2 separate regions of the Homo sapiens genome follow, and region 1 is linked to region 2. Evidence: read pairs that join two places in POLR2A ChIA-PET (ENCODE). Cell type or tissue: PC-3. All regions are shown on one strand. Each heading gives the region's core, and the rest is flanking DNA. Links, peaks and the distances in the headings are about the cores only. Region 1 overlaps NOS1AP (nitric oxide synthase 1 adaptor protein). Region 2 overlaps OLFML2B (olfactomedin like 2B).

What was found. Peaks named below come from ENCODE experiments on the same cell type or tissue, not always from the same donor. Only the 100,000 strongest peaks of a DNase experiment are listed, where the experiment ranks them.
Region 1: POLR2A ChIA-PET joins it to region 2 with 10 read pairs; 2 of 35 experiments call an interaction of 5 or more read pairs at or near these places.

Annotation. Positions count from the first base shown.
Region 1 is chr1:162,073,258-162,089,438 of GRCh38, forward strand. All of the region lies in intron 1 of NOS1AP (nitric oxide synthase 1 adaptor protein), which reads left to right. Among named protein-coding and RNA genes, the nearest start is that of NOS1AP, 12 kb to the left of the region's middle. In PC-3, for the core only: no CTCF peak of the experiment used is centred there; no DNase peak of the experiment used is centred there.
Region 2 is chr1:161,994,544-162,010,724 of GRCh38, forward strand. OLFML2B (olfactomedin like 2B) reads right to left here. Exons shown (of 8, transcript NM_015441.3): 4 at 11,754-11,930; 5 at 5,570-5,795; 6 at 3,282-3,806. Among named protein-coding and RNA genes, the nearest start is that of OLFML2B, 21 kb to the right of the region's middle. RefSeq lists an enhancer at 8,332-8,833. In PC-3, for the core only: no CTCF peak of the experiment used is centred there; DNase peaks (open chromatin) are centred at 8,738 and 9,508; H3K4me3 peaks cover 1,711 bases; H3K27ac peaks cover 2,570 bases.

The DNA.
Region 1 (16,181 bases), core at 5,506-10,505, 78 kb after region 2:
TCACAGTTGTGTATGACAAAGCCAAGATTTAAGCCTGGGGCTTTGACTTCAGACTCCCAAATCCAGTGCCTTTTCATTCAATAATTTTTATGGAATATTCACTCTATGTTGGCCACGGGTTTGAGTCACAGCTCTCTAGTGGAGTGTTCTCAGGTTGCTGGCCTCTAGAACTCTGGTACAGGAAATTATTCAAACATTTATTTATTTATTTATTTATTTTGAGATGGAGTTTTGCTCTTGTTGCCCAGGCTGGAGTGCAATGGCATGATCTCAGCTCATCACAACCTCCAACTCCCAGGTTCGAGTGATTCTCCTGCCTCAGCCTCCTGGGTAGCTGGGATAACAGGCATGCGCCACCATGCCCAGCTAATTTTGTATTTTTTGTAGAGATGGGGCTTTCTCCGTTTTGGTCAGGCTGGCCTCGAACTCCCGACTTCAGGTGATCTGCCTGCCCCAGCCTCCCAAATGTTGGGATTACAGGCGTGAACCACTGCGCCCGGCTCAAACTTTTAATGCTTGGCTGTTTCCAGATTTCCCTTTGGGCTGAGAGCTGCTTGCCAGGGAAACCTGTTGTCTGTGTTCAGAGTGGGTACCTGGCTTACTGACTGATGCTGGTGGGTGGGTAAATCTCACATGCCCTGAGAGCCTGTGGCTCCTTAGTAACTGCCTCCTGATCTCCCAGTATGTCTTCCTGGTGGCCAGTGCCATCAACTGACTGTCTCTCCTCTCTTGGTGAGAAAGAGACTTTTAATGCTATGGGTACAAAGGATAATAAGAGTATTAATAATAGTTATATCTTATATCTGTAGGTGATTTTTGATTTGCATTGGACTTCTACATACAAAGACTTTTCCTCTTATAGAGACAGGCACAGGCACATTAGTGTTATCTCGATTTTTCAGACCAAAAAATGGAGATCAGAGAGATTAATTTGTCCAGAGTTGCAAATTGGTGTATCAGTTAATGATATTTATTGAGCACTTACTATGTGCCATACATTATTCTAGCCTCTGCCTCACTTAATCCTCACACTCCAGGGCTTTTGACTCCAGGTCCATGGTTCTTTCACCTCCTCCAAGGCTCACTCAAACCTGAAGTATTAATAGTTGCTCCCTTTGTAGTCCTAACACTCATTGCCTAGATTGTTCCCTTATATCTGCGTGTATGATACAGATGGTCAGAACTGGAAAGCACCATGGCTCATCTAGTACAACCCCCTCACCCCATCATTGTACAGATGAGGAAATTGAAGTTTGGAGGGGAAGTCATGGACCCAAGGTCACATAGTCAGATAATAACAGAACCAGGACTTATCCCTGGTTCCCTGGCTTCAAACTGGTTTCAGTTATCCATCACTTCAAAACAAACGACCTCAAGACTCAGTAGCTTGAAACAATAACTGTTTAATTTGCTTATGAATCATGGCTCAGGAATTCAGGCAGGGCTTGGCTGGGCTGTTCTTCTGTTGCTTATGGCGTTGACTGGATCACTCACTTTGCTGCATTCATCCACAGCTAGGCTGGAATGTTCAAGAAGGCTTCACTCATATGACTGTGCCTTGGTCGTCCTTCATGTGACTATTCTCTTCACTGGCTGGCTTGGATTTCCTCACAGCATGGTGGCCCTTTTGTTTGGCAGCTGGTTTTCAGTAGGGGGTGTTCCAAGCAGGAAAGCAGAAGCTCTTAAGGTTGGGTCTTTCTGAGTTACATAGGGTCACTTCTGCCACATCCTGTTGGTCAAAACAGGCTATTAGGGAAGAGACATAAGCCCTACTTCTTGATGGGGGAATGTCAAGTTCACATTGCAAGATTGCACGTGGGATGAGAGATATTGCTGAAGCTGTTTACCACACAAAATTCTGTTTTTTCCTCTCTGCATATATCTTCTCTGGTGATATGGAATGTTCTTTGAGGACCTTGCCTCATGCCTTGGTGTATCTCCCCCTCCCAAGCCTCAACATCAGGTACAAACATAGTCACAATGAAAAATTGTCAAGTGGAAGAAATGACCAATTGTGGAAAGTCTGAAAGCAGTAAATATCATTGCTGAGTGATTTTGTGGCTTGGGAGCATGTGGTCAGATTGAAGCTGAATTCTCTGGCTATATTTCCTTCCTTGCTACCTGGCTTCATTGGTTGATGGTTTCCCTGATGTGGATTTTAGAGATTCCAGTAACCTCAGCAGGATATCTGTGGATGCCTCTTAAACATACGGCCATGAAGGCCTCCAGATGAATGACATTTGGTCACCGTAAATGGGGTATCCCTGACTCGTCTGAGCCTGCATGGCATGGTACAGAGCTCTCAGAACCATTCCACTATACACTGGGTGTTTATGTCCCCTTTCTCCCTTCTCTCCACCCAGACTAAGGGTCCTGTCTTCCAGGGTTCTGGAACAGTAGCAATTCAGATTAAGGGTCTGATGTATTTTCTGATGTCATCATTAAGGAGGAGACGTAGTTCACTTTCTTATGCTTTTCCAGATGCTTTTAAAAACACTTATCTTCTGCCCAGACTACTTTTTTTTTTGGTGGGGGGCAGTGAGTTCCAAAGATACAGTACTGCTCTGAAATGACACCTATTTTATTTGTCCTTACATTGCTCTCAGATGTCCCAGTATGTTCCTCCACACCTGGTATCTTGGGATTTGATGGACAAATCTATTTCCACGTTAGCTGTACATTTCATGATTTTATGGCTTTCAGTCGTAGTTCCTTTGCCCACAATGTCCCAGTCCTTTTTAGTGGTCAAAATCATGCAGCCACATCTAATGATGACCTTTGCCAGTTATCTATACTAATCAGGCTTGACTCACTGTTTACTATTGCCTACTCATAATGCAGCTACTCCCAAGACTCAAACTTTCAGAATGCTTTCGCTGGCTATAATTACCTGCCTTCCCTTTATACCTTTGTTGCCTTGAGGATGCTCTTAGCTCCTCAGTGACCTTTTTGCTGCCCTTGTCCTGCTGTCTACCCTCCCCAGCAGCCTGGGACCATGCCCATGGCCGTTCCTTCCTGCCTTTTTGCCCTACCCTGCAAACTTGATCTTTGCTACTTTTCTTCTTCCTTTCTGTTTTTGGAAAAGACCATTTATATATTTTCTTTGGAGAATGTCTATTCTGATCCTTTGCTCATTTAAAAGTTGGATTGGCTTTTTACTATTGAGTTCCCTCCTTTCTAATAGTTTTATTGAGATGTAGTTCACATACCATACAATTCACTAATTTAAAATGTATAATTTAGTGATTTTTAAGATATTACAGATCTGTACTACCAGCACCACAGTCAATTTTAGAACATTTTCATCACATTAAAAAGAAACACTAGGCTGGGCGCGGTGGCTCACTGCTGTAATCCCAGCATTTTGGGAGGCCAAGGCGGGTGGATCACTTGAGGTCAGGAGTTCAAGACTAGCCTGGCCATCATGGTGAAACCCCATCTCTACTAAAAATACAAAATTAGCTGGGCATGATGGCACACACCTGTAATCCTTACCCCCTGCGTCTTCCCAGACCTGAACAGCCACTAATCTACTTGCTGTCTCTAGATTTGCCTATTCGGGACATTTCATATTTATGGAATTATACAATATGTGGTCTTTTGTGTCTGACTTCTTTGCCTTAGTGTTGTGTTTCAGGGTTCATCTATAATTTATCAGTACTTAATTCCTTTATATGGCTGGATAATATATCATTGTATGGATATACCACATTTGGTTTGTTCATTCATCAGCTGAGGCACATTTAGGTTGTTTCCATTTTTGCCTCTTAAAAATAATGCTATAAACATTCATGTACAAGTTTTTGTGCAGGCATGTTTTTATTTTTATTTTTTAAAATTTATCTTGGGTAAAAGTAAAATGGCTGGGTCCCATGGTAACCATGTGTGACCATTTGTGGGACTTCCAATGTGGCTGCATCGTTTTACCTTTCCACCAGCAGTGTGTTCATATCTTCACCAATGCTTGTTGTCTGACTTTTTGATTCTAGCCATCCTCCTGGGTGTGAAGTGGGATTTCATCATAGTTTTGATTTGCATTTCCCTTTTGAACAACATAGAATGTCTCCTCATTCCCTAGGAAGCAGACTCAGAGAAAAAAAAAAAGACCATCTTTTCATGTGTTTTTTGGCCATTTATATATTTTCTTTGGAGAAATGTCTATTCTGATCCTTTGCCCATTTAAAAGTTGGATTGGCTTTTTTACTATTGAGTTGTAAGAGTTCTTTATATATTCTGGATTCAAATCCCTTATATAGATTTGCAATATTTTTACCCATTCTGTGGTCTTTTCACTTTCTTGGTATTGTCCTTTGAAACACAAAGTTTTAAATTTTGGTGAAGTCCAATTTTTTTTCTTTTTCCCTCATTTTGAGATCCATCTGCCTTCCATGTCCTGTTAGTCTGCCCTTGTCCTCTTAATTATGCCCTTCACTCCCCACCCCCACCCTGGCACAGTTACATCTCCTGGGCACTGGCTTACTCCTCCCTGCCTAAGAGTATGCTATGGCCTTCCCTGTATGAAATACCTCTTCTTTCCACCTCTTTCTTTAATTAACATGTTGTCTTTCTCCTCCTTTCACAGCTAAGCCTTGTGAGAGAGTACTCCACCCTCTGCAGTATCTCAGTCTTCATTCAGTCCCTGGCCACTTCCTTCCAACTTCTGTCCTGGCTGCTGTACTGAAATTGCTCTGCTGCCCCCTTCTCTATCCTCATCCTTTTTGACTTTTCTTCCTGAGCTGCCTGTCCTAGTCCTCTGTGGAATGCCTCATTGGGCTCTCTGTGCCTGCTTGCAGTCAGCCAGCCCCTTGCCCCTGCCCATACCTCCTTCTTTTGTGGCTGTTCTACCTCCTCCCTTTGCCCTCTACTGTGAGTGCTCCATTCCCTCTCCTTTGGATTCTATCTACTCCCACTCTTCTGTTATGCAGGCTGCTGGCTCTCTACTTCAGTCCAGACTCCACATCTTTATGCGCAGCTTCCTGCTGGTCATCTGTACCTGAATGTGTTGCTGTCCCTATCACTCAACAAGCTGGAAATCAAATTTCTCTTCTGACTTCATTGTCTTTTAACGACCCCACCATCCTCTTGGGCACATGGGCCTGACACTTTAAAGTACCCCTTGTATTCTTTGATTTAACAGCCAACTCAAATTTGCTGTTTACTGGGTACCTATGATGTCCAGGCTCTACTCTCCTGTACCCCACATCAAGTTAGGTGCCAAATCCTCTTGAATGTTCCCAGTGACATCCATCCACCCACCCTGGCTGGTCCATCACCCGTTCAGATGCTCCACCCCCTCCCCTGTTATCAGGGCCATCAATAACCTTCTGAAGGCCTCCAGTGTCCCACTTGTTCTCTGATCCCCCTCATCCCTTAAACTTTTGCCCTATCAATTTTCTTGAAATGGTTATCCTCCCACTCAAAAACATGAAAAGTTTCTGTACCTACTATATTAGAACCAAAATTCTTAGTATGATATTCAAGGCTGTTTTTGAACAATTCCCTTTAATCACCCTGGGCTTCAACCCAACTGTAGTACCCACCATTCCCTTAACCCTCACTGCAGTTTCCCACCCCGTTCACAAGTCACTCTGTGAAGTGGATGTTACCAGTCCCACCTGCTTTGTATTAGAGCTGCTTGTCCTGTCCAATTTTCATCCCTACATTGTCATTGTCAGGGTCCATGTCACTCTGCCCCCGTGTCTTCCACAGCCCTGAGTACAGTGCCTTGCACATAGAAAATGTATTTTGAATGAAAGAGATGATCCCTATAAGATGGCCAGGACCCTCCTGGGTCACCCAATGGTGAGAGGTGCCTTAATTGACTCTCCACTCCTCCCCACCATTTCTCTTGCTTTAGTCTAGTAACTTCCGGTTCCCAGTGGCTTGAGGGACCCCCCAGCATGGCCTCTTTCTGATACCCCCAATCTCACACAGTGCTGATTCCTTCCAATGAAAATACCAAGTAAGCATTTTTTTTTCCTGAATTAAATAAAATTCCACTGATGGATGTCCAGTGGAATTAGAATCTGAATATAGAACATATGGCCAATTTCAGGAGTAGGTAATTGTCATTTCTCAATTGTCATTTATGTAAGAAACATTTTCAACTTGTTTTCTCATTAATGAATTGATGTCTTTTTTTTTTCCTAATTCATGGTTTATTTTCTGTAATTTGCTACTTTGCAATTTTTATGACATGAATTTGGTTGGTAGCATAGCATGGCATGAATTCAGGAGCCAAACTGTGTTTGGGTTCAAATCCTGGCTCTATCCCTCACTTGCTACTTGACTTTGTGTGAGTTATGTAACATCTTTCCTTTAGCGTTCTCATTTGTAAAAAGAGGATACAAATATCTCATACTTCGTAGGGTTAATGGGAGGATTGAATCAGTAGTACCTGTAAATGGCCTAGCACCGTGCATGACACAGAGTTGGCTGCTGTTTTTATTATTGTTATTAAGTCCTACAAGTTGCAATTTAGTTTCATCTGTGCATGGTTTTAATCTATAGAATATTCAGACACTCTGTTCTTTTATAAGTCAGAGGCCTAGTCATGTATTATCTTCATTATACATGCCTGCTTAAAAAATCTAGCTGCAGCTACTCTGATTCCTAAAGTTGCAAATCAGACAGCATGACTACTTTGTGGGCTTAAAATAGCTGTCAGCCTCTTTGGGAAGGAATAAAAAGGGGTTAACTAGGTTCTGGTGCATGCCACCATCACATTTGTTCCAGCCCTTTAATCCTTGTCAGGATTAAAAATCACAGAATCTTAAGTACGGTATTGTCTGTCTTGTCTTTCTCTGAATTTCTTGGATAAATATTTCTTTAAGCAGAGGTAATCTAAGCAGAAGGAATCTTCTATCATGGGATTAATTAATACCTTGTGATGCTTACATTTCCCTTTACAATTTTTATATTCAGCATCATGTTTCCTTTTAAGCACTGGAGCAGTTGGCTTTAAAAGTTATTTAAAATGGCACTTCCAGCAAGTTCAGTGCCCAGAGGGTGCTGGAACACTTTAGAATTCCTACTCTGTTAGTTAGAAAACTAACCCCTGTTAGTTTTCTCTAGTGAGGCTTCTGTGTCTTACCCCTTTATGGTCCATCCATGAAAACTGAGGAGAGTGGCTACCCCCATTTATTCTTGAAACGAAGTGCTTTCCAGGGGGAACTTGTTTAAATGAGCAGCGTTGAGTATTGAATAAGACCTGGGAATCCCTACCAAGGGGCCTGCCCTTGGGAGTAAGGGGGTGACCAAGAAGGGAGCACTCCCCTAATCCCACAGCACCCTGTAACATTCTGAATTCCCTTGGCATGTGAGTGTGTTGGGGAGAGAGAAAGGAGACAGGAAGGAGAACATGAGAAGTGCTGTTTGCATGCTTGCAGAATTATCATGCATCCCATGTTCTGTGCTTTTCTTCCCTGCTACTTCTGTGTGTGCATTGCTTGTCTCCTTAATTAGGCTACAAGCACCTCAGAGGTCAAGGGGACTCCCTAACTTACTTGCCTCATGCTAGCCACATCATAGAAAGATAACATTATAATTACTGTCATTTAGAAAGCGCTTACTGTGTTCCAGGCACTGTGCCAAGCTCTTTCTATGAAACGATTAATTTAATTCTCCCAACAACCATGCTAGTTAAGGTATTATCATTATTTGTATCTTATAGATGGAGAAGCCAAGGCATAGAGAGGCAGAGTAACTTGCTCATGGTCTACATCTAGTAGTGGGTAGATCCCAGAGTCAAACACAGGTAGTGTGGCTCAGGGTGTCTCCATTGTTAACTCTTGTGCTGTATGTCATTCAAAATACCAAGAGCTAATGTTTATCAAGTGCTCACTGTGTTCTGTGCATTGTTCTAAGCATTTTACATGTATTAACTAATTTAATCTTTACAGTGGCCCCTATCCCATGGGGATAGGTTTTATTGTTCCAGTTTTTCAGAGGAGGGTCTTTTAGGTTGGATTGAATAGGCAAATGGTCTGTTAAAGGTGACCTTAGTCCTTTCCATTGTGGCTATGTCCGGGACCCAGGTCTGCTGTTCTGTGCCATTGGGCAACGGGTCACCTGTAAAGACTTTTCTGGACCATGTTGATGTTGTCCAGATAAAGAAATGAGGCATCAGTGAGTAGGTGGAAATGCTGGAGAATGGGAAGGAGAGGAGCTCTGGGAGGCCCTTCCTGGAGGGTGTTATTCTTGGCTGGGCTCTTGCCTGTGCATTTCCTGTCCAGTGTGGCATTTCACTCCTTTCAATGCCCATGCCCTTTTCCTTGCCTTTCCCAGCTTTTTTTTTTTTTTCCTTTTGAGATGGGATTTTACTCTGTTGCCCATGCTGGAATACAGTGGCATGATCATGACTCATTGCAGCCTTGACCTCCTGGGGCTCAGGTGATCCTCCCAGCTCAGCCTTTCAAGTAGCTGGGACTACAGGCATGTGCCACCATGCCTGGCTAAGTTTCATATCTATATCTATATATCTATATCTATATCTATAGATATATATATATATATATATTTTTTTTTTGTAGAGATGGGTTTTCACCATGTTGCTCAGACTGGTCTGGAACTCCTAGGCTCAAGTGATCTGCCCACCTCAGCCTCCCAAAGTGCTGGAATTACAGGTGTGAGCCACTGTGCCTGGCCCCACTTCTATTTTTTTCCTTTATTCCATTTTTGAAAAACCTTTTATTTTAAGCTCAGGGGCACATGTGCAGGTTTGTTGCATAGGTAAACTTGAGTCATGGGGGTTTGTTGTACAGATTATTTCATCACTCAGGTATTAAACCTAGGACTCATTCGTTCTTTTTCCTGATCCTCTCCCTCTTCCCAACCTCTACCCTCTGAAAGGCCGCAGTGTGTGGTGTTCCCCTCTATGTGTCCATGTGTTCTCATCATTTAGCTCCCACTTATAAGTGAGAACATGCAGTATTTGTTTTTTTTTTGTTCCTGCATTAGTTTGCTAAGGATAATGGCTTCCAGCTCCATCTATGTCCCTGCAAAGGACATGATCTCGTACTTTTTCATGGCTGCATAGTATTCCATGATGCATATGTACCACATTACCTAGTCTATCTATCATTGATAGGCATGTAGGATGGTTCTGTGTCTTCACTGTTGTGAATAATGCTGCAATGAACATACACATGCATGTGTCTTTATAATAGAATGATTTATATTTCTTTAGGTACATACCCAGTAATGGGATTGCTGGGTCAAATGTATTTCTGTCTTTAGGTCTTTGAGGAATTGCCACACTGTTTTCCACAATGGCTGAACTAATTTATACTCCCACCAACAGTCTATAAGGGTTCCTTTTTCTTTACAACCTTGCCAACATCTGTTATTTTTTGACTTTTTAGTAATACCCCTTTTGACTGGTGTTAGATGGTATCTCATTGTGGTTTTGATTTGCATTTCTGTAATGATCAGTGATGTTGAGCTTTTTTTGCATATGTTTATTGGCCCACCTCTATTTTTGAGGACAAGTTCTCTCCACCCAGAGGCCCCATGGTGCCTCTGGTAGAGTACAAAACGCTGAAAAGGTCATTCCCAGAGATGTTGCCTTTTGGATTGGAAATCTCAGTCCACCACGCACAATGGAAAAGCTCCTTGGTTGTGTCCTTTTTTTCTTTTTTTTTTTTTTTTTTTTTTTTTGAGACGGAGTCTCCCTCTGTCGCCCAGGCTGGAGTGCAGTGGCGGGATCTCGGCTCACTGCAAGCTCCGCCTCCCGGGTTCACGCCATTCTCCTGCCTCAGCCTCCCAAGTAGCTGGGACTACAGGCGCCCGCCACTACGCCCGGCTAATTTTTTGTATTTTTAGTAGAGACGGGGTTTCACCGTTTTAGCCGGGATGGTCTCGATCTCCTGACCTCGTGATCCGCCCGCCTCGGCCTCCCAAAGTGCTGGGATTACAGGCGTGAGCCACCGCGCCCGGCCGTGTCCTTTTTTTCTATCTTGACTGTAAACTCTTTGCTTTTTCTTTTGGTTTCTTTGGGTGGGAAGAAGCACTCGTGTAGAAGCATTTTATTGTTCTGCGGAGAGGAAGATTCATGTCTCCTGTGGGCCAAGTGACAGATAACATATTATCTTGAGTCCATGCTATTTTCCATAAACACACATAGCCTCCACTGTAACTACATTTTCAAATTGGCAATTTTTTTATTTGGAGACAGGGTCTCACTATATTGCCCAGTCTGGTCTCAAACTCCTGGGCTCAAGCAATCCTCCTGCCCTGGCCTCCCAAAGTGCTAGGATTACAGGTGTGAGCCACTGTGCCTGGCCTCAAATTGGCTCTTTAATGTGGCTAGATTTCTTAAATTTGGCAGCCCAGGTTAAACAGACTATATTCTGGGCACCTGTATCCAAAATATGATTGAAATTTTACCTTTCCTCAAAGTCACGTAAATGCATTTTTTTCCTCCAGATAAGCATTTTGCAGCTTCCACAGATGAAGGAAATTACCTGCAAATTCCTTTGATTAATTACAGCAGGTGTTTTCAGTCTTTGGAGTAATCAGAATCACCTGAAAACTAATAAAAATACAGAGGCGCAGGCTTATTGAAGTAGCATAGGGCCTGAGTGTCTTTACCAAGTTTTCCACCATGTGATTCTGATGAACACTTCAGTTTGAGACCCACGGCATTAGAGCACTGGTTCTTAAACTCAGCTGCTCATTGGAATCTCTGTGGAGTTATAAAAACAAAATAATAGCTAAGTACTCCTAGTGATTTTGATTCAGTTATTATGCAGTGCAACCTGGGCATTGTGATTTTTCTATCTTCTGTGTCTTTGCTGAGACTTTTGACTTTTTAATTGGTTTCAAGCATATTCATAATTGCTTGTTGAAGCATTCTTAGGACTGCTTTAAGACCCATGTCAGGTAATTCTAATATTATCTGTCATCTTCGCGTTGGCTTCTGTTGATTGTCTTTTCTCATTCATGTTGAGATTTTCTTGGTTCTTGGAGTGATGAATGATTTTTGATTGAAACCTGGACATTTTGGATATTATGTTATGAGCTTTGGATCTTATTTAGATCTCCTGTTCTAGCAGGAGAGCCTCACTACTCTCAGGTGGTGGTAGAAGTCTAGGTTATCCACTAGGCCTCAGCTGATACCACCCTGGTTGGAAAGGGCAGGGGCAACTCATTACTGATTCCACATGACAACCACTAATGCTGGCCTTAGTACCACTGGGGTGGTGGCAAAAGTTCAAGGTCTCCACTTGGTCTCCTCTGACACCCCAGCAAGGAGGTGGAGGAGGCCTTGTGTTGCCAGGTGAGGTGGATGTTCCAGCTTCCCATTTGGTGTTGCCACTATCAGGAGGGAGGTAAGACTGGAACATCTTATTACAGCCTGATGAAGGAGAAGTCCAGTTTCCCCACTCGGTTGGTGAGATTGGGCCACAGTTTTTTTCTCTTCTCTTTTTCTTCTTTTTTGAGACAGGGTCTCACCCTGTCACCTGTGCTGGAGTGCAGTGGCATGATCATGGCTCACTGATGAAGCCTCAACCTCCCAGGCTCAAGTGATATTCCTGCCTCAGCCTCCCTGGTAGCTGAGACTACAGGTGGCCTGGCTAAATTTTGGATTTTTTGTAGAGTTTTGCCATGTTGCTCAGGCTGGTCTGGAACTCCTGGGCTCAAGTGATCCACCTGCTTCAGACTCCCAAAGTGCTAGATTACAGATGTGAGCCTCTGTACCCAGCCCATAGTGTTTTCTATGGTATTTTTCTGGAGTGGAGCTGTTGCTGTTGAAAAATTTTTATTGTCATACTGTGCTGCCCCTTTCCTGGTCATTTGGTTAGAGAGAACAGGCTTTCTTGGGACCTTTTTTGTTTTGTCAGTGTCTATTGGTGTTTCCAGGTCTCCAGCTTCTCCAGCAACCAGTCTGGGAGATGTGAGGCAAAAAGAAAATGCAGGGAACTTGCTGCTATGCCATCTCTTGGGTGCTGAGGTCCCCAGCTTGTCTGTCTTCTCTCCATCTTTCAGATTCTTCTCCTGCTTGTTTTATGTATAATGTCTGGAGTTTTTAGTTCTATTTCAGAGGAATAGGGGAAGGTATATCTAGTTCATTTTTGTGGAAGTGGGAATTCTCCATATTGGGAGCCTCCCCAGATAATTCTAATCAAATCAAATCAAGCAGGAAAATTTAAGAATCATAGGGTGAAAACATTGGAGCAGGCAAAGGAAGTTTCACTGGGAAGACCAAGAAGAACTGGGGTCCTCCCCAAGTGGTGGTCTTTATGAATCACTGTGTACTCCCTCATAAATTCTTATTTCACTAATATCCACTTTCCTCCCCTGGGTTTGTTGCATTCTCCTTAGATTTCTTTCTTCATATAGCCCTTTCCGAGTCTGACTCCTGTTCCCTGAATTTGCATTCCTAAATGCAGATGTAGAAATGGATCCAGTCTATAGGAAGCATTTATTGTGCATCTACCATATTTGGGACACAGTGCTTAGTGTTGAAGGCCAGAGAGAGATGAGACAAGATGGTGACTTGAAGGATGTCAGCCTCACTGGGAAGATACTGACACGTGGAAAGATAGGCACATTATATTATTAGGTATTAATCACATACTATGTGCTGGGCATTCTGCTTGGTGTTTTATAAACTTTCTGATTTAATTCTTCCAACTGTGCTGCCAGATGGGTGCTATTTTTCCTCTTTTATAGTTGCTGCTACTGAGGGTCTGTCAAATCAAGTGACTTGCCCAAGTTCACTTCATATCCAATTCTGGACAAAAATGAGCTCAAGGCTTTGGTGCTGAAATGAGGTCTTGCTTTTCACATGCAGCCCTGTTCCACTGAGCTTTCTGTAGAGCATACTCATGGGTGCTGCTGCGATGGGGCAGAGCTCATCCATTTTCCTGGACCCAGAACAATTTTTGGAGGCAGCTGTTAGTGGACTAGTCTGTGGCTTTGGAAGGGGTATTTCAGGGGTTTTAAATGATGATTCTTGAGGTTTTAAAACATCCTTAGCAGCTCTATGGAGAGTGGTGGAGGGGGCAATAATAGGCCTGGAGAGAATGTCTAGGAAGCTCATCCTGTACTGCAGGCACGAGGTGGTAGTGGTCGGAGCTAGGGATATTAGACAACAACTTCCTTTGTGTTTCCAGGCTTTTGTTAATATTTATCCACTGTATATCTGTTATTTCTGTCTTCTATACCCTTCCTTGCCCACCCTGAGTAGCTTTCCCTGGCTGGTGAGATCCTTAAAGAAGCACTGTATCTGACTTGCTTTTGAATTTCCAGAGCTTAGCACAGTGCCTGACACCTTATAGGTGTGCCATTGGTCTTGAATGAATGAATCAATGCATGAAGTTGATGACAGTCTGGGTACACTGCTTCACTCTTCACCACATTTACTGGGGTGCCTTGGCCAGGAGTGGGATCTCCAACATGGCTCTTACCCACTGTAGTGATTTTGCTTCCCCTGACCAGCCGAACTGTCATCTGAGTCATGTTGGTTATATTTCACAAAACAATTTTATGTAGAGAATCTGATGTTTAATGACTTTCCCCTCCCAGCCATTCCCTTGACAGGATGGTAAAGAGGTTTATGGTGTGGGTCTCATTTTTCTTTTACTAAAGTTGAACTAGCTTGTGGCCTGAAGCTGGCTTTGTAGTTGTAGGCATAGGATGCATACAACAACTCCACGCTCATCTTGTGAGGGTTAGCTCAGCAAATACTAGTTTCTCACCCTCGTCCAACTGTACCTGTGTGCTTCCTTGTATTGCCACAGCACCATTTGACTTATAGTAGTGTTATTTGTGTACCTAGCATAGGGCCCCAAAAGGTGGTTGAACTTTTGTATTTTCTGCAGCAGACAGAGGGCCTGATATATAGTAGCCACTCAGTAAAGACACACAGGGTTGGATGAATTCAGCAAGAGTTTGGTGTGTTAGAGTGAGGCTGACATCCCTTGAATGCTATGGATGTCCAGTAGCTCGTGACAGTGATGCCCCTTAGTGAGTCTTTATTTCCTCTTTCCAACAGTAGCTTTAAGTTGTTTTCTGTTAAAAATATGTCTGAAGCATACACTTGAGGCTGCTGACTCACCTCTTCTAGGGCAGTCTGAATGCATTGGATGTGCCATGTGGGAGGGAGGCAGCCACCTCCCCATTCTCATTTACACTTTTTTCACTTTACACTAATTTGTCTACTCTTTATTCAGCATGGAAGCTGGGGTCTGAGAGACTGGAATGTGGCCTGGGAGAGTTCAGGACAAGCTGCAATGCCAATCCCATCCTTTGTTGGATCCATGGACTTGAACTAGTCAACTTTCATCTCTTTGTACTTCAGTCCCCCTCATCTGTAAAATAACAGAGCTGATTTAGAACCTAAATCTCAGAGGTGATCTCTGAGGTCTCTTCCAACTCCAGCACTCCATGATTCTATATTTGATTCTTCCCATGTATTCTGCAGACCATCCCCCTTTACCCAGTGAAGTCACATCCCAATTACTTAATGCCCATGTACTGGTTGACAGATCAATTAAAGCAAACAGCCAGAACACAGCCAGACTGCACAGCATTCCACATGCTCCTGGACTGTGTAAAGTGCCCTCTCTCTTTGAGGCGTGGGAGGAGAAAACTTGTGATCTCTGTCTTCCCTTAGTTGTTCATCAATATGTTGTTCAAATGTAACTACACATAAGCAGGATTTATCCATTATTTGTCTTATGTTCTCAAATATTTATACCTTTTGCTGCTCTGTGAAAAAAAATCCTTTAAAGTCTAGTCATTAATTTTACCCTATTGCAGCCAAAAGAGAAGTATTTTGAAAAGCATCAGAACTCTATAGGGTCAAATTCTGCGGAAAGGCAAAGGATAAAAAAGATTTAGTTATGATCTTGGATTTCTGTAGAAATTCAAGCAGGAAGAGGCCTATATGTGCTTGAGAGCCCCAGGGGTTGTCCCAGAAGCCAGGGTCTTGGGCTTAAAAGCCGGCATTGTTGCTGACTGTTTGAGGGCTAACACTTAACCTTGCTGCCTCAGAAACCTAATTTCATGTAACAGTACTTTGCAACCCTGCTGCACCATAGGATCACCTGAGGAACTTATAAAACATGGATACCCACTGCCCCTAGGGATTCTTATTTCATATGTTCAGGCTGGGTTCCTATCATCATTGTAATTTTAAAAGCTCCCAGGTGATTTTGCCATGTGCAGCCATAAGAACTGCTGATGTGTACACAGAATAAGGACATTTGTGAGCAGAACTGGGTTGTTCAGATTATCGAGCCTGATTTATGAGGCCAGAATTTCTTTTTATGGATTGACAATGAGGAACCTAATTGAAAAGAGTTACTGGATATACTTGGGGATACAAAACCAGCACTTATCTCCCTGCAGGTAGGAGGGTGGTGGTGAGGAGGGGGACAGATCTCCATCAGAAGGGTATTTGGGAATGTTTAATGGCAGCAGGCCAAGACGGTTTGAGGTGTGCCCCCAAACAATGGTGATGATTTCCTCTTTGAGGCCAGATTACTCAGTCTGTAGGTCAAAGGCCTCCTCATACTACTAAGCATTTGGCTGGACACTGCTAGCTGTGTGTCCAGACTGTGTGTGTGTGTCCAGGGCTGAGCAGCACCTCCTTCCCCTTCCTGTGGTAACGTCTTTATGAATTATGAATTTATGAATACATACAATCTGGAGACCGATACCTCTTTTGGTATCAGGGATTTTCTCTCCCTCTCGCCATTCTCCTTCCCCTTCATCTCTCTTCCACTCCTTGTGTATTTTGTGTCTCAGACCTGGAATCAATCATTTCTCCAGGAAGACCTGGTATCTTTTAATGCAAAATTGTATTTCAAGACCATTATCTTGGCACCAGGGATGCTAATTTTTATTGAGTTGGCCATTGTCTGTAGGTCTTTTTTGGTGAACAGAGCTGGGAAACTACACATAAGGAAAGAGCAAGGATGAATGTGATAGATGTAAACATACTTGTGTGTTCATACTGATATTTCCAATATCTTAACTACTTCTGTATTTCATCTGATCTTTTGTCCACACTGAGAATTCTGGTTTTCAAATACATAGGGAATAACAGAATCCAATATTCCATAATTACTCACTTGCTTTATCCTACACTACACAATTAGGAATCTCAGAATAGTAGTACAAACACCAGCACCAATTATGATTACTGAAAACAGTCCAAAACCTTTTAAAAA
Region 2 (16,181 bases), core at 5,972-10,971:
TTGCTAAAGTCTGGGAATCTGCAGAGCCTTGGCCATGTGGCAGTTTCATTTCTCTGCAGTAGCCTGAGCTATTCCCAAAGCCAGGGCTGTCCCGAGCAGAAGCGCCTTCTCGGATGGTACCAATCCTACCCAAACCCCAGCTCCAATTACTGACAATATTTTTCCTCTCCCTGTCCTAGAGCTACACTACGGCCAAATGTTTCGTTTGCACAGCCAAAAATGAATTCTAATTTACTTGTTTTTGGATTTTTTTTGAACATTTTATAACTCTCCTGAGGATAATGGTAGACATTTTAGGGCATCACAAAATCAGGATTGGAAACCATGGGATAAAAATCTTTCTTTTAAAATTAGTGCTGTTTACAACCACATCTTAAATAGCTCAAAAATCAAAATTGCTGGATTCATCAAACAGCAAACAAGCTTTCCCAGGTAGCAAATCAGTGGCCCATGTCTATTTCAGCCAAAAGCTTTTTAATTTTACTGATGACTGGGAGATGTCATCACATCACGGTCTTTCTTGGCCAGACACAGGCAAGTCAGGGGTCTGCAGAGAATGTTAGGGTATGAAAATCTCATCCACACCAACAGCAGCCAGAGGGAGGCATTTGGCAGTGATAAACTATTGAAAATAATTCCCAGAAACAAACTTGTTGAAGCTAGACAATGCCTAGACAGCCAAAGCTTTCTTCTCTGGGCCACCCCTCCTCTCACCCCTTGGCATTTGAAGAACACACTACATCTGTGTCCATGTCTATTTCTTCTGCAGTCGACATAAGAGGTGAGAACCCCAGCTCCTCTGAAAAATGCCACGGGCTAGTCTTTAAGCAAACCTTACATCGTCAGCATGATGATGCTATTCTAGTTAAACAGAATATTGAACAAGAGAAAATGTCATTCCTACCACCAGGTAAATGGCTGCTGGGACACATGGCTTCTCTGGGCATCAGCATCTCAATTAGGCTACTGGAGGGGGAAAGAGTTATAAGTGTCCCTGAAAACACCAGAAAAGCCTGCTGATGGCAAAGTCCTGGGGAGGCAGTTGGGGAGAGGCTGGGTTCTGGGACCCAGGTTGGTAGGTTATGGAGAGAGTGAACAACTCACTCCTGGCTAGCAAGTCACCGACGGAAGAGGCTCCCAGGCTGGCAGACACCATTGCCTGATGGCTTGCAAGGTGTGTGGGTCCTACCTGCAGCCTGTCTTCACTGTTAGCATTCTGGAAAACTGTGGTAGGGGTGACAGGGGCCAGATTCCTAAATATTTGGAGGGATGTTCCCTCTCACCCAAGGGTGACAGGAAGCTGAAATGGTAGAAGTATGGGGGCCCAGGGAAGTTCACTTCCATGGCAAAGGGAGAGATGGAGTGTTGGGCTCAGGGCCTGTTCTCAAGAGCACAAAGGCCAGGCTGCCCAGAGCTGGTGCACAAGTGGTAGCCTCTTCTCTGACCCCAAGGCAGTCTGCAGAAACACAGCAGGACCCCTGCTTCAGAAACTTAAACATTCTCTCCTGCTCCCACCCTCACCTCTAAGGCCCAAGAACTGCCTTCTCGCTTAGCTTCCTCCAGGCCAGCGTTCATGAGATTTTGCCCTGGGGTCCATTTCTATGGGCTATTTCACTGCTGTCATTCTGCCATTATTCTGAAACTTTCACCCAACAAGAATCTTTATTTACAATAGCATGGAACAGCAAATAAAAAACACCATAAGGAGAGAGAGACAGAGAGAGAGGCACATACACACCATGAATGGAAGAAGAGGAGCAGAATCATGACCTGGTAAACTTCCTGCGGAAAACCATAGCATATACTGAGACCCAGAGAAGGCAGAGATTTGGCCAAAGTCACACAGCTATCAATGGCAGAGAGCAGTGTCTGACTCCTGGCAGGTACTCCTTCACCGCTCTGTCTCTGGCAGCAGCTGGTACCTTATGCTGAGGAAGGATTGGGAATGAGGCTGCCAAGGGCAAGAAAAATGGGAGAAGGGAAAGATATGTATAAGGCAGGCCAAATCTTCTGTCAAATCAAGTGTATTTTTCAACAAATATTTTGATGAAATTATTACTCAATAGTGTTATTTTTCAGTCATGATCAGTGGTGATTTAATGAATGTTTGGTTTAGTTCTTTTTGGAAAAGACATTTGTAACTGGCTCCCATTTTTCCTTTTATAGTTCCTTTTTTCTCTACTTTCCTATTTCACTGCTCTGCGTTCTCTTGGGCCACGGAGCTCCCAGGCACAGAATAGGGCTGCATTCTCCATGCTTCTGGAACATACCTTGTTTTTTTAGACCTAACAGTCAGGAGGCTTCCCTTCTCTGCTTAGAAAACTCCTATTCAGGCCCAGCGCAGTGGCTCACGCCTGTAATCCCAACACTTTGGGAGGCCGAGGTGGGGGGATCACAAGGTCAGGAGATTGAGACCATCCTGGCTGACATGGTGAAAACCCGTCTCTACTAAAAGTACAAAAAATTAGCTGGGCATGGTGGCGGGCACCTGCAGTCCCAGCTACTTGGGAGGCTGAGGCAGGAGAATGGCATGAACCCAGGAGGCGGAGCTTGCAGTGAGCCAAGATTGCACCACTGCACTCCAGCCTGGGCGACAGAGCGAGACTCTGTCTCAAAAAAGAAAAAAAAAGAAAACTCTTATTCATCCTTCAAATCCCAGCTCAAATGACACCTCCTTAGAAAAGTTTCCCCAGCCTTCCTGGCAGCCAGGCCAAGCTAATATTCCTTCTTTCTTTTCTCTGTTTTTCCATTCCTCTGGTACAGCACTTGTCACATGGTGCCATGATGTTTCTATGCTCTCCATGGGTGGGGCTCATGATTTTGCACGGAGGCCCATTGCCCCAGCTATTCCCCTGCTCTCACTCTACTACAAATCTGAGACTTTCCCCCCAGTAAAAACCCTTTGTTCTTTTATGGCTTGGTAAACTTACCACAGAAAAATTCATTTATTCATCACTGGATACCTCAATAGCCATCACAAAGCCTAGTGTATGGATAGCCCTCAACAAATATTTATAAAACTAACTCCTGAAGCCAAATCTTGACTCCATTAATTTATATGTCTATTTTAGGAAAAAAGAGTCCCACCCTTGCCACTGGCACATTTTCAATAAATAAACCCTAGATGTTAAAACTAATCGTTGGTCAAAGGCTTAACTCCACTTGCCATTCCCATAAAGAACTTTGACCATCTGGTGCCTCCCTCTCCTCTCAAGATATTTCCAGGCTCAGCCTTTTACCTGAGCTGATCAGGAGACCAAGGCCAGGTACAATGAACTTACCTATGACATTCCGGATGTCATCTTCTTCTTCGGGGCTCAGCGTGGGGCTGGCAGGGGTTGTTCCCCACCCAGCAGGAGCATCTTTCCCCAGCGAGTCTGTTCTGACTGTGGTGGGAGGCACTGGGACTGTGTGCATAGCTTCCATCAATGCCTCCCTGGGAGACACTGCCGGAGGAGCTGGGGCTGCTGGTTGCTGGGTGGCTGTGTGGGCCACAGTGGTGGCTGGTACCTGAGGAGAAGGCTGCAGGACTGACTCCCTTGTGGGATCTGGAGACACCGAGGTTGTTTGGAGTGTTGGTCCCACTGAGGCATGGTTGGCGATGCTGGGATCTGAGGTCGAGGGCTGTGGCAGTGCTGAGGACCAGGGTGCGGTCCGAGCGTTCAGGTCGCTTGTCACAGCAGTGCTGTGTCCCTGACGGGTGGCTGCAGGCCTCCGGGTGACACTGGTCATCAGGCCGTTGTGTCTCAGGAGCTGATCTTCAATCAGCAAATCCACTCCATTGTCACCGCTGAAAAACTCATCTTCTGTGAAACAAACACAAGGTTCACTGTGGCACGGGAAAGAAACAACCTACAGATGACAAGAGCACATGGCAATGAGCAGGTGAATTAGAGGGTGCCTTTCCTTAACACGACGGCTTGAGTTACAGAGGGGGCCTGGCTGGGATTTTGGAAGAAGGTGTACAGGAGCGCAGGTGGAAGGACATTGAATTTCCAGGGGGTTTCTCTGAATAGACTGCAGCCATGCTCCCCCCAGGACTCAGGGGTCACTGGCAGGACGCATAGTCATGGGTCCTGAACCCCGATGGCTGGGAGTAAGTGAGTCATCCAATCCATCCTTCCAGCACATGTTTATGGAGTATGGATAACAACAGCAAGCAAAACAAGGATCCTTGACCTCACAGAGCTTCTATATAGTGGTGGAGACGCTTGATAATAGACAGGATTGTGCACCTGAAGGTGCTATGGGGAACAAAATGTAGGGTAAAGAGGGTCAAACAAGCTAGAAGGGAAGGGAAACTTGCAGAGAAGAATAAAGTGGTGAGGATGAGACTCATTGAGCTGGGGAGATGAGCAGCTGCCTGGAGGAGGTGAAGGAGTCAGCTGAGCAGCCATCGGGCACAAAGATTCCATGGGTGAATAACCACAGAGAAAAGGCCCTGAGGCAGGACATGCGTGCAGCGGCCCAGGAGCAGCGAGGTGGCCAGCATGACTGAAGCAGAGGCAAGGTCACAGTGAGGACAGGCGCTGGGCATGCATGACTTAGAGGCTGTGTATGGAGTTCAGTTTTTATTCTGAAAGAAATGGGGGAGGCTGCAGGATTTTGAGCAGAGATGGAATATGGAGAGGCAAACATTTCTTAGAGAGGACACAAAGAGCTCTAACCACAAAAGAAATAATTGGTAAAGTAGACTTCATGTGCTCATCAAAAACACCATTAAGGAACTAAAAATGCATGCCATAGGTAGGGAGAAAATACTTGCAATACATATGATGGCAAAGAACTTGTATCCAGAATATGTAAAAAACTACCACAAATCAATGACACAAAAAAAATGACCAAAAAAAACACATGGGCAAAATGATGACGCCAGCTACTGGGTGGAGAATAAACATGGTGGAGGCAAAGGCAGAAGCAAGGAGACAGACAGGAAGCTGCTGCATCAGCCCTGATGGGGAAGGACTCGCTCAGACATACTGGGGAGAGGGGAAGAGTCGGGGCCTGCTGGGAGTGCTGGGCAAGGAAAAGAAAGAAGACAAGAGGAGGAGGAGGAGGCGAGGAGGAGCACAGGAAGAGGAAGAAGCCTAAGGAAACAAGGTAAACGTGATGTGAAAAGGGATCGTCTCTCTTCCATGAAAAATGAAGAAGGACAGAGATCAAAGGGGAGGTGCTGGAGACTCAGACAGGAAGCTCAGGGCCCCCGGAGGGAGGAGCAAGTATTGGAGAAGCCCACCTTGTGGCTCTAAGCAAGTCAGTCTCCCCAAACCTCAGTTTTCTCATCTGCAAATGGGGAGGACTGTACTGGAGGGCACTGAAGTCCCTTCCAGCCCAGCCACACTCTGCCATATGGTCTTCTGCAAGCTCAGAGAAGTTAAGTGACTTGCCCAAGGCCACTCAGCGAGCTGTGAGGAAATGCAGTGAGAGCTCTGGATAACAGGGCCACAGCAGTAATTGGAATGCTGTGTATGGAGGGGTGTATGGCTCCCAGGAATCCAGCCCACTATGGTCCAAATGGTGACTTCCTCCCTACCCTGCCTCTGGGGCGGCCCTGTTGACCCCAACTCACGCTGCTCTTCAATGTCATTCTCTTCTTCAGAGACCTTGGCTTTATAGTAGGTGATGCCCCGGATGACAGTGGGCTGGGAGGCCGGCCGGCCTCTCAGGTGGACCTGCCTCTGCAGGGGCCGCTGTGACTTCACCACCTCAGGCAGAGCCAGGGGTCGCGTCTGCAGAAGTTCGATGGAGTTGATCTGCTGGGACACGGTTTCTTCCTGCAGAAACCGCTCTTCATACTGCTCCTCAGAGGGGACACAAGGGAAGGTCAGGTCACTGGTCAGAGAGGCAGTGGGCAGGTGGGGGCAAGGCTGGAGCCAAGGCTGTGCTAATAACAGCAGCACTTCCGAAGAGCCAGGCACTGTTCTAAGTGCTTTATACATTTACATATGTTAACTAATTTAATCTTCTCATCAGTTCTATGAGGTAGGACATATTTTTATCATGATCATTTACAGTTCAGGAAACTGAGGCACAGAGAGGTTACATAAATTTCCCAAGGTCCCACAACAGGTAAGTGGTAAGGCAGATTGAAGCCAGGATGTCTGGTTCCAGAATCAGTGTCGCTATGCTTGACGTATACTGCCCAGAGAATGCAGTCCTCCTCTTGGATCTGGCCTAGGGATGCTGGGTGACTTAGATCTGGTGTAAGTTGTTTTGGGTGAGATCCATGTGAGGGGAAGGATGCCTGGGCTGGGACATGAAGCCCAAGGACCAGGATGCACACCGCCTCAGGATGAAGCTTGTTACAGCAATCAAAATGGGCTTCCTAAAACACATATCACCCCCAGCCCCCAAACCCTTCCTCCTACATACAGAATAAAGTCCAAAGTAAAACTGATCTTGATCTAGCTCAGCATTCTTCTCTCTTGTTGCGTGCCCTGCACCCCACGCCCTAGGCACTCCAGTCACTTGGCTGACTACTGAAACTCTTGGCTCTCCTGAGCCACTGGATCTATGTTCAGCCTGTTTTCTCTGCCTGGATAGCCATTATACCTCCTTCCCCCATATATCTACTTATTTATCTACTTCTCAAGGCCCAGCTAAAATTTCAGGTCCCCAAGGAAATACTCCTGGACCTTCTAATTCAGAATTAATCAATCTTCCCCAAGCCTCATTTTGTGCTTTATGGCAGAGATTTCTCACTGATTACCCAAATTCCCTGCCCTCTTGTTCCTTACTAATGAAGACCTGGTTTTACGGGAGTGGGCATGGGACTGAATTCTGGCCAGTGGGGTATAGGAAGAAGTTGATGGGATGTGCATTTGGAAAAGTTCTGCATAAGGGGGGCTGATTCAGCTTGGAGGCATCTTTTGCTCTCTTCCTCATTTCTCTGGACTGAAATGTGGACAGAATGGCTGGAGCTGAGCAGCCATCTTGTGATCATGAGGGGATTTTGAGGATGAAAGTCACTAACGACATCTTGGAGCTGATCATGCCAGCCCTGGACTGCCTGCCTCCAGAGCTTGTTTTACGTGAAAGAACAACAAACATTTCTATTGTTTAAGGCACTGTATTTGGGTCTCTTACCCAAGCTGAACACAAGTCCTAATGAATATAAGTCTGTGCTTCTGCTGTAGCACCTCTCCTAGCCTGCTTTCCACAGGCACTATTTAGGGATGTTGCTATCTCTGTAGACTATGGGAATCTGAAAGAAGAGAGACCATTTCTTGTTCATCTTTGATTCCCCTGGATTGAGGCTCCCTAATATTTGTTAAATTGAATTTCTGAATCATAACAAATCCCAAGGAATCATCTACATTGGTAACTAACCAGCATTTAATTTTGTCAAAACAAATGATGCTCATATGGCCCGGTGACTGGGCATCTGGATGGCGCTGTGAGAGTGCCCTGTGACAGCTCTGATCATGTAGATGGACCACTCTGTCCTCCACAGAGCTGCTGCCCAAGGAGGAGCCCCTGTGTCCACAGTGTGGCGGGATCTCTGGTCCTGTGTTGGTCTGTTCAGCCAGACTCCCTGTCCAGGATTATAATCACCCACCTTTGAAAGCAAAGGACCTTGGGCATACAACCTGTGAACTGACTGTGCTCAAAGTCAGGGCCACCCCACAGGTGGGTCCAGCTGCTTTGGTGGCTCCATCAGAGAAGTGTGGGAGCCTGAGAGGAGCGTGGCCCAGCCCTGCTCTCCCCAGGACTCCAGTGGCTGGATAATGAAGAGGCGGCTTCCTGCAGCCCCCTGAACCATGAGGCCCCTTCTCAACCAGGGGGAGGTGAGTGAGCTCCCTTTAATCTTGTAATTCTAGGCCTTGGTGGAAGCCACCCAGAGAGCAGAGCCCATGTGGAAACAAAACCTGTGTTCCTAGATGCCCAGTGCCCGGAGGCAGGGCAGGGCCTTTAGCTACTCCATGTTGGCTGTAGGAACCTGGCCACCACGGCCAATGTGCTCCTTTCGCACAGGAAGAAGCAAACCAGGCTCTTGCTTTGATCTTTACAATTTGGCCTGGAAAAAGCCCTGAGTCCTCATTACCCCCAAGGACACCCCCAAGCGTGTGCCTGTTTTCTCATGACAAGAGAGTTCTTCTGGATGGCACAACCAATGGGGTTGTGTATCTCTCTCTCCCCAGCACACAGTGGTGACCGACTCCTGAAAGGTAGGGGACATCCTTCTGCCAGCCTCCCCTGTCTGCCCAGGGGAAACAGGCCGACATGCTCGGCTGTGCCTGGGGCAGCCCCAACTCCTGCTCCTTGCCCCTCCCTCAATTCCCTGTTCTTGCTGGTGATGTAACCTCCACCTGAGCTGTAGGGGATATCTGGTTGGTGGAGATGATATTTTAATGAACACCTATTATGGCCATGTCCCTTTGTATTATTTTTAACCCTTACAACAATGGGGAAGGTAGATACCATTATCCACACGTCACAGATGAGGAAACAGAGGCTCAGAGTCGTTCAGCAATTTGGTTGAAAGTCAATCAGTTAAGTGGCTGAGAGGGGCAGTTCTTAAGTCACACAACTCAGGTCAGCCCCAGGCTGCCTGCCCTCAGAGCCTGCCTCTTCCTTCCATTAAGCCTCTGCCTGCAGCTGTGACCACAGGACTAACTTGCCTGCCATCCAAAAACTCGCCTGCCTGCCCTAGTCCTCCGGGTCATGGTCTGGCTCCTACCCAGCAGACTTGGGAGATCCCTCATTTCCCACTGGGAAGAGCTGCTCGGCAGGCTGTCAGGAGACCCTGGCCACAGCCCGTGACTCAGACGCTGAACGGCATCTAATTACCGGACCCTGGTCTCCCTCTGCATTGCAAAAGCAGGTTGTCATTTCTTCGCCGCAAACCCCAGTAACTGTCTTTAATTCCAGGCTCTCAGGGAAGGGTGGGAACTGCAGTGCTTTCTCCCAGCCAAGGAGATGGAGCAAGACCATGGACAGCCCTTGCCAGAGAACATATAATTTCCACGGATCCACTGGCGACAGGCTGCACTGGGCGGCAGCGGCCCCCTCCAAGCTTCAATTTCCTTTCTCTATGAATCCAAGTGTCTGCTGTATGACTTCAGCTCCTGGAGTCGAATGTTCCTACTTCCACCTTGCTCTCTCCACTCTCACCCTGCTCTCTCCACTCCCAACCCAGCCCCCAGAGCCCCATGCCAACCCCTCAGGCAAGGACCATCTTAGAGAGAAGCCCTCAACAAATTAACACTCACCATTCCAAGAAAGCTCTGACATTATCTACAGGAACCCTGAAAATGAACAACTAAACCCAGCGCCCCTTCCACCCGCTTTTTGGCATGGGGTTCACAAAAGAGAGGGATGGCAAGATCCTGCCTTGGGGCCTCCGGCACCACTTCCCCTTTCTGCCCCACCACCCTGGTGGGGAAGGATTGTGCTAACTTCAGCAGCCTGATGAATGGGGACTGGAGGAGGGGAAGGGACTTTGCTGAGCAAGGAGAAAAAGGGTTTGGTGTTTTTTATTTGGTTTGCTGTTTGCCCTCAGGAAATCTGAGCTGGGTTCCCGAACATACCACATAATGTGTCATCAAGACAACAGATGCACTCTTAAGCTCAGCCGACTGGGAAACTGGAAGCCAGAGCAGGAAAGGGGCGCCTGGCTCCACTGGGCAGCTGAGCCACCGATGCCAGGTGGGCTGAAATAAGAGACACTGAGCCCAGGTGTAATGAGTGGGAGCCTTCAAGTTCCCTTCCAGCCCAAATGTCTTCTGGCTCCTTGGTTTATGAGCTCATACCCACTCAGAGATGATCCACCAAGCAGACTAAACACTTGCTCAGTAGCCAGCCTGTCAGGGACACCCAAAAATGAGAATCAAAATAATTTCTGAAGAAATATGATATTTCCAAAAAAGCACCAAAGTAGTCATCATGGGCAAAGCCAGAAAATTATTGGCCTTTCTTATATCTATTTTATGGTTTGGAATTTTTATTTTGAGTTACATATTGGGGAGGGTGGAGGCACCATATTCTTCTCAGGGCTTGTTACCTCAAAAGCCCCAATCTGCCTGCAGTCCTGCCTTTGGAACATGTGTGCCCAAGATCCCCAAACCCAGCTGCTGCCTGCCTGGCACCCTTTGATGAACTGCCCTACCCAAGAGTTTCAAGCCCACACACCCAGACTTCCTGCCTCTCTTATCTCAATTCTTAATGGCCCAGGCAACACAGTCCTGCACAGCAATGCTTCCCAAAAGTTCTTCATGTCACAGCATACAGACAGACCAGCTCAGGGACTCTAGCTGTCCCAGGCCCTGCTCAATCCACACTCAGAACGACTCCCCGAAGCCGAGGGGATCCCTCAATGGCCCAACTGGAACCCACTCCCTGGGCACCAGTGTGCCACAACTCTGCCATCTACCATCAACCCCTGGTAACCAGTTAAAATGAGCAAAGTCTCTCTTAAATGCTGCCATCCCCTGGCTGCCCAGTGACCCCTTTTATAACACTTGATCCAGACCCATCTTGCTAATAATGTGTCTTGCTAATAGGACTCTTCAAGTCCTGCCACCAAAACTTACCTGTTTCCTCTTCCTTTTGGATTATCTCCCAAATTAATGCCTATTTCTTGGACAACAATTCAGTAAATAACCCAATACATTAAATGGTAGCACTTAACCATTAGTACATAAACATAACTTAGTAGTAATTGGAGCCAAAAGAAACAGGCACCAAATGGGGAGGCATTTTTAAGCAAGGAGGTCTTTTGGTATCACTCAAATCACATTAGGCAGCAATCCATTCATGGGTAACTTCGTGCTAGGGACACAACTGGGTAGGAAGAAACAGAGGTTTGAGACCCTCTGCCACCACTTCCCAACTGAGAGAGGGAGACCATGCTCATAGCTGGATCTGTTTCCTTATCTGTAAAATGAGGCTATTGATCTCCGTCTGGCCTGCTTTTCTAGAGCTGTGACGACAGCCACATGGTATAGTTATGAAAATATGTAGTAAATTACAAAGTCCCCTATAAATGAGGAGGGATGGAATATAATTTGTTTCCAAACTGGGGCATTTTTTAGAGTAAAAGAGGGTGCTACTAATAACCATGCCAGGGCCAGGTACAGTGGCCCACGCCTGTCATCCCAGTGATTTGGGAGGCTGACGCAGAAGGATTGCTTGTGGCCAGGAGTTCCAGACCAGCCGCATTTACAGAAAATACATAACAAGACCCTGTATTTACAAAAAATAAAAAAATTTTATTACCAGGCATGGTAGCATGTGCCTGTAGTCCTAGCTAATCAGGAGGCTGAGGCAGGAGGATCACTTGAGCCCAGGAATTTGAGGCTGCAGTGAGCTATGATCACAACACTGCACTCCAGCCTTGGTGGCAGAGCTGGAACCTATCAAAAAAAAAAAAAAAAAAAAAAAAAATCATGCCAGGACAGCAGGAGTAAACCAGGATGGTCCCAGACAAGCCAGCATGCATATCTTCCCTATTTACAAACACAAGAGATGTTCACAAAGGTGGGATATCAGATCTTGAAAAAAATGGGGGCTGGGACTCAGACTCAGATTTCAGTCCTGGCTTCAACACTCACTGATCCTCTCTGGGCTTCAGTGTGAAGTAAAATGGAGTCAACTGCTCATCAAATCTACAGAACCTGCAGAACAATTGTATGGATGAAGCGAGCTCATCTCTGTGAAAGGACTGAAGCCTGAAAAGTTCTATGCAGAGGAGAGATGCTGATATCACACTTCCAGGGCTTGTGATCAGAGGCCCTTGGAGGCTGGGGCTATACCTCTGGGTGGGCGTAGGCTGCTGCTGCATCCCTCTGCAGGGCTGAGCGGATGTCTGGCATGCTATCTAGGATGTTTTCAGAGCAATTTTCTTTGCCTCGCTTATTCATCTCGGTTCGAATTTCTTCCATGTCCTCTTTGATTTGTTCATTTTCCTTGGTGAGGTTTTTAGACACTTCCTGAGAAGGAAAAAAAAAAGATGATCCATTAAAGCACCCTGAAGACAAGCAGGAGGCAGCTAGCAGCCATCTTCGCTCAGAGCACACAGACACAACAGACAGGCTGAGAAATCATCCAACAAGTGATTGGGGCTAGAGAGTGTGCCCAGCCCTGGGCTGAGCACCGGTACCAGGTCTCCTGGCAGTATTTCCAGGGCAGCTCAGCGCTTGGATATCCAACTACAGAAAATACTGCCCAAACTACCATAGCTTTTCTATTAATAACATTGACAAGTCTCTGGGCCACCAGGACACCAGGTTCTTTTTCTGTCCTTTGTATATAGTCCACTCTTATCCAGTGTTGAAGAACATTAAAGAATTCCATTCACTCGCATCCCATACATCTGAACCAGTAGCTCAGTTAATGAAAGAGGGGCTTTCTAAGCAATTTTGGAAGAGGTGGCCAAACAAACAAAACAAACAACAACAACAACAACAAAAAACTACTCTGCCTTTTTAGTGAGCACAAACCATTCCCTGGTACTTTAAAAGCATCATTTACATAGAAAATTGATAGGCTGGCTTCAAACTTTCCTATTTACCCATAAAAACAGTTTCACTAAATGACCCCTCACTTGGCAAATTAGCCATGTTCCAGACCTGGTTCATACCAGAGAAGATCAAGGCTACATTTCATTCAACCAACACTGGTGAGTACCTCTTGAGTGTCTAAGTGTAGTGCTACAGAAAGAAAGGCTGTAAGTATCCTTGGGGTTCTGGATCTGGGTGGGGTGGGAGAGATGGCAACTATAACTGGAGACAGACAAACCATGTCAGGTTCTGTAAATACCAAATGTGAGGTTTCCTGAGTTCAGAGCAGGAGGAAAGTGGAGGCGTCCCAGGTAGCTTCCTAGAGAAGTTGAACACTGAATGGGATTTAAATCAAGGAAAGTTGTCGACAGCCTTAGAGGTGCCCCTTTTCCTCTAGTTATTTTTAAAGAGATTTGACTATATTGAGATCCAACTTTGGCCCTCATTCTAAAGTTTCCATGAGCATCTACATTCTTAAATGTGATGTTCTCCTTTGGGCCCTGTTTATGAGGTTGAGGAAGCAATGATGTAAAATAGAGGATGTGTTTGCTTTCCATCTTTCTTTAACAAACAGACACAGGAAGTGTAAAAGCTGACATTGCCAGGCACAGCTCTGCAGCCTGGTGGGATGCTACTAACATCCTAGAGGGAAGTCCCAGTAGTGCAGAGCCAGAGGAGGTGGGCATATCCAGGCTGTGACACCCAGACACCGCGGCTCCAGAGTCTCCTACAGGGGCTGCCCAGAGAAGCCCCATAGGTGCTTGTTAAATGAACCTGGCTCCCGAACCATCAGCCATGCCATTCTTATGGCATTTCATCACATGCCAGATCCTGAGTGCTGGAAGGGCTCAGTGTGTTCCATGGCACTTAGGCTAAGCCAGCCTCTCTAAATTGCACAGAATTAACTGTGAGAGCTAAGTTCCATGAGAAAGAGATCTTGTTTTAAGAATGCTCAGAATGAGTGATCTTCCCGGGTGCGCAGTCACTCCTAGGTGTTATCTATCAGGCCGTCAAGTGTAATGGGTAAGAGCATGGATTTTGAAGGAAACCGGTTCATCCTCCATGCTGCTATTGCTAGATCTGAGATCTCAGGCACATTACTGAAACACCTCTGCTTCAGGTTCCCATCTGTAAAGTGGGGATAATACTAGCACTTTTCCTATGGGTTGTTAGGAGGATTAAGTGAGTTAATATATATGGATGTGCATGAAACATACCGGACTAAGTGGCTGCTATTTTTCATATAATGTTACAGCTGGAATGGACCCAAGAACTCATGACTAACCTCTCATTTCACAGAGAGGAAACTGAGGCCCAGAGCAAGAATGTGACTTGCTCAAGGTCACTACAAAAAAGTGGCAGAGTGGAACCAGCACCCAGCCTCCTGGCCCTTGCTTCTTCAGCTCACCTGCTGGATCACTAAGAACACCAGGAGAGGATCCCGGCACACAGACAGCTCTCAGCAGCACCAAGCATGTCAAAAAGCCGGAGAATACTTACAGTTTGGGTTCAGGATACATGACAGGATATGCATAGATGCTGAGAAATACAGAAATGTTGGACTCTCATAAATCCTCACTATTCAAAGTGTGGTGCAGAGTTCAGCAGCATCAGCATCACACAGGAGCTTGTTAAAACTGCAGATTCCCAGGCCCACTCAGACCTGCTGAATCAGTATCTGTATTTTAACAAGATCCCCAGATACTCTGTGTACACATTAAAGTTTGAGAAGCACCGCCCTAAGTGGAGAAAGCTTGGGGCACAGCTGCTTGAAAAACGGACAGAAATGTGTGAGAAGGGCTGTTTTATAGGAGCTGAGTTCTTTCTGGGACTGACGGGAAAAGTTCCTGGCCCCTTAGTGGGATTCAAGCATTTCTGTAATCCATCAGCACCTGCTGAGAGCAACACCTGTGGATGCCCCTCCTGTAGCTCTCACAGCCTAAGACAGATCACCAAGCCCAGCAGGTGCAGGGATTCAATGTGTTACCTTTTTATTAAGGCGTTCACGTGCTCAGTGCTGCACTGAGGGTTCAAGCGTGAGCAAGGCCACTGGGATCCTGCCCTGGTGAAGGGCACCCTCCATGAGGGGGAAGTAGGCAATAGACAAAGAAATAGACAAGAAAATATCAACTAGTGAAAAGTGCTCTGCAGAAACTCTGCCAGGGTGATGTGACAGATGCACGCACTGACTCCTCAGCCAGGTCGATAGGCTTCTCTGAGGAGCGGACTGAGGAGTGTCCACACCTGCGGCCCAGCTCTGGCCCTAGGACTCTACTAAAGGTGGTGACACCTCTGGGTGGACTGACTGGCTGGGCCTAAGTATCCTTATTATTTGACGGAAGATCTCACTAGATTCCTAAACACTGTGCATCAGTGGGTGTGGCACACTCACTGTGAGGCAAAGGGTGCCCCCCCAACCCCGGTCTTAGGGTTTCTAGGGCCCTAGGGAGTCCCCCTTCACATTGATTTATAGTCTCCCATCCCCTTTTGGGTGTCAGTGAGGAGCCATTATTCTGCATTTCCACAGATGAGGGTTTTAGGCAAGCCTGCCCCTGAGAACCCAGAGAAGCAGTACAGTTTATTCCCCTCACGGGAATGGCAAAGCCTGCCAGCCGCCTGAATAAACAAGAGGCTGGCGGTGGCATCACCCCATTGGCCTGCAGGGCTCAGCCAGCTGGTGTCCCCCAGGGCAGCAGCCACAGCTGCCCCTCCTTGGCCACCCCCAGTCAGCCACCTCCAACCTGGGGGTGCTGGCCCTCAAGAGCTCCCCACCTCTCCCTGGGACTCTGCGCTTCTCACACCAAAGGCCTTTGGTGAGGCGATTCTCAGGAGATGCAGGGGATGCCACCTGCACAGGGTACCCTCGATTCTGCCCTGGGAAATAGGTGAACCCCATGACCTCATGCCTCAGGCTCTTCCCCCTGGGACAGCTGCAACCATGACATTTCTGGTGTGTGCAACTTGGCTCGTGGGCAGTGCTGGCAATGTGGCGGCAGAGGTGGGAATCGTGCCTATCTGGCAGAAGCAAGTGTACCCATGGCCCCTGCCAAGGATCCTGGCACACTGAAGAAGAGGGAAGGGAAGAGGGAGAAAGAGCAGACAGATAGAGGGCTCAGACAGAAGGCTGGACACAGCCAACTGTGGCAATGAAAGATTTGGGAACGTTGTCATCATGATTCCTTGGGCCAGGCAGAGCCAAGGAACTCAGAGGTGTTCATAGAACAAGTGCCATGTGCAGGAGAGGTATGCAGTTGGGCACTGGAGGGTGCCTGATGGGAACAGGTGTCCACTGGTGCCACACTGCCAGATGGGAACAGGTGTCCACTGCTAACTTCAGCCAGATGCACACACACCAGAGGGAAGAGAACGTGCAAACAAGGCAGGGACCCTTGGCAAAGGGGAACCGGATGCAGGTGGAGTTAGGGGTACAGCCATCAGTCAGCCCTAGTCAGCATGGCTGGTGTTTTGACAAGCCATGTAGGGCCAGCACAACCAGATGTGTAGACCGATGGAATGGGTATGAAGGACACAGACCGTATCCTGACCTTGTCCAGCTCTTAGACACGTGTGCGTGTGCCCGGGTGAGACCGTGTAGTATCTTAAGCCAAAACCTTGGGACCAGGGGAAAGATGACCATGGGGCAGAATTCTGGCAGTTCTCTGTGGTCTCGTTTTTACAAAT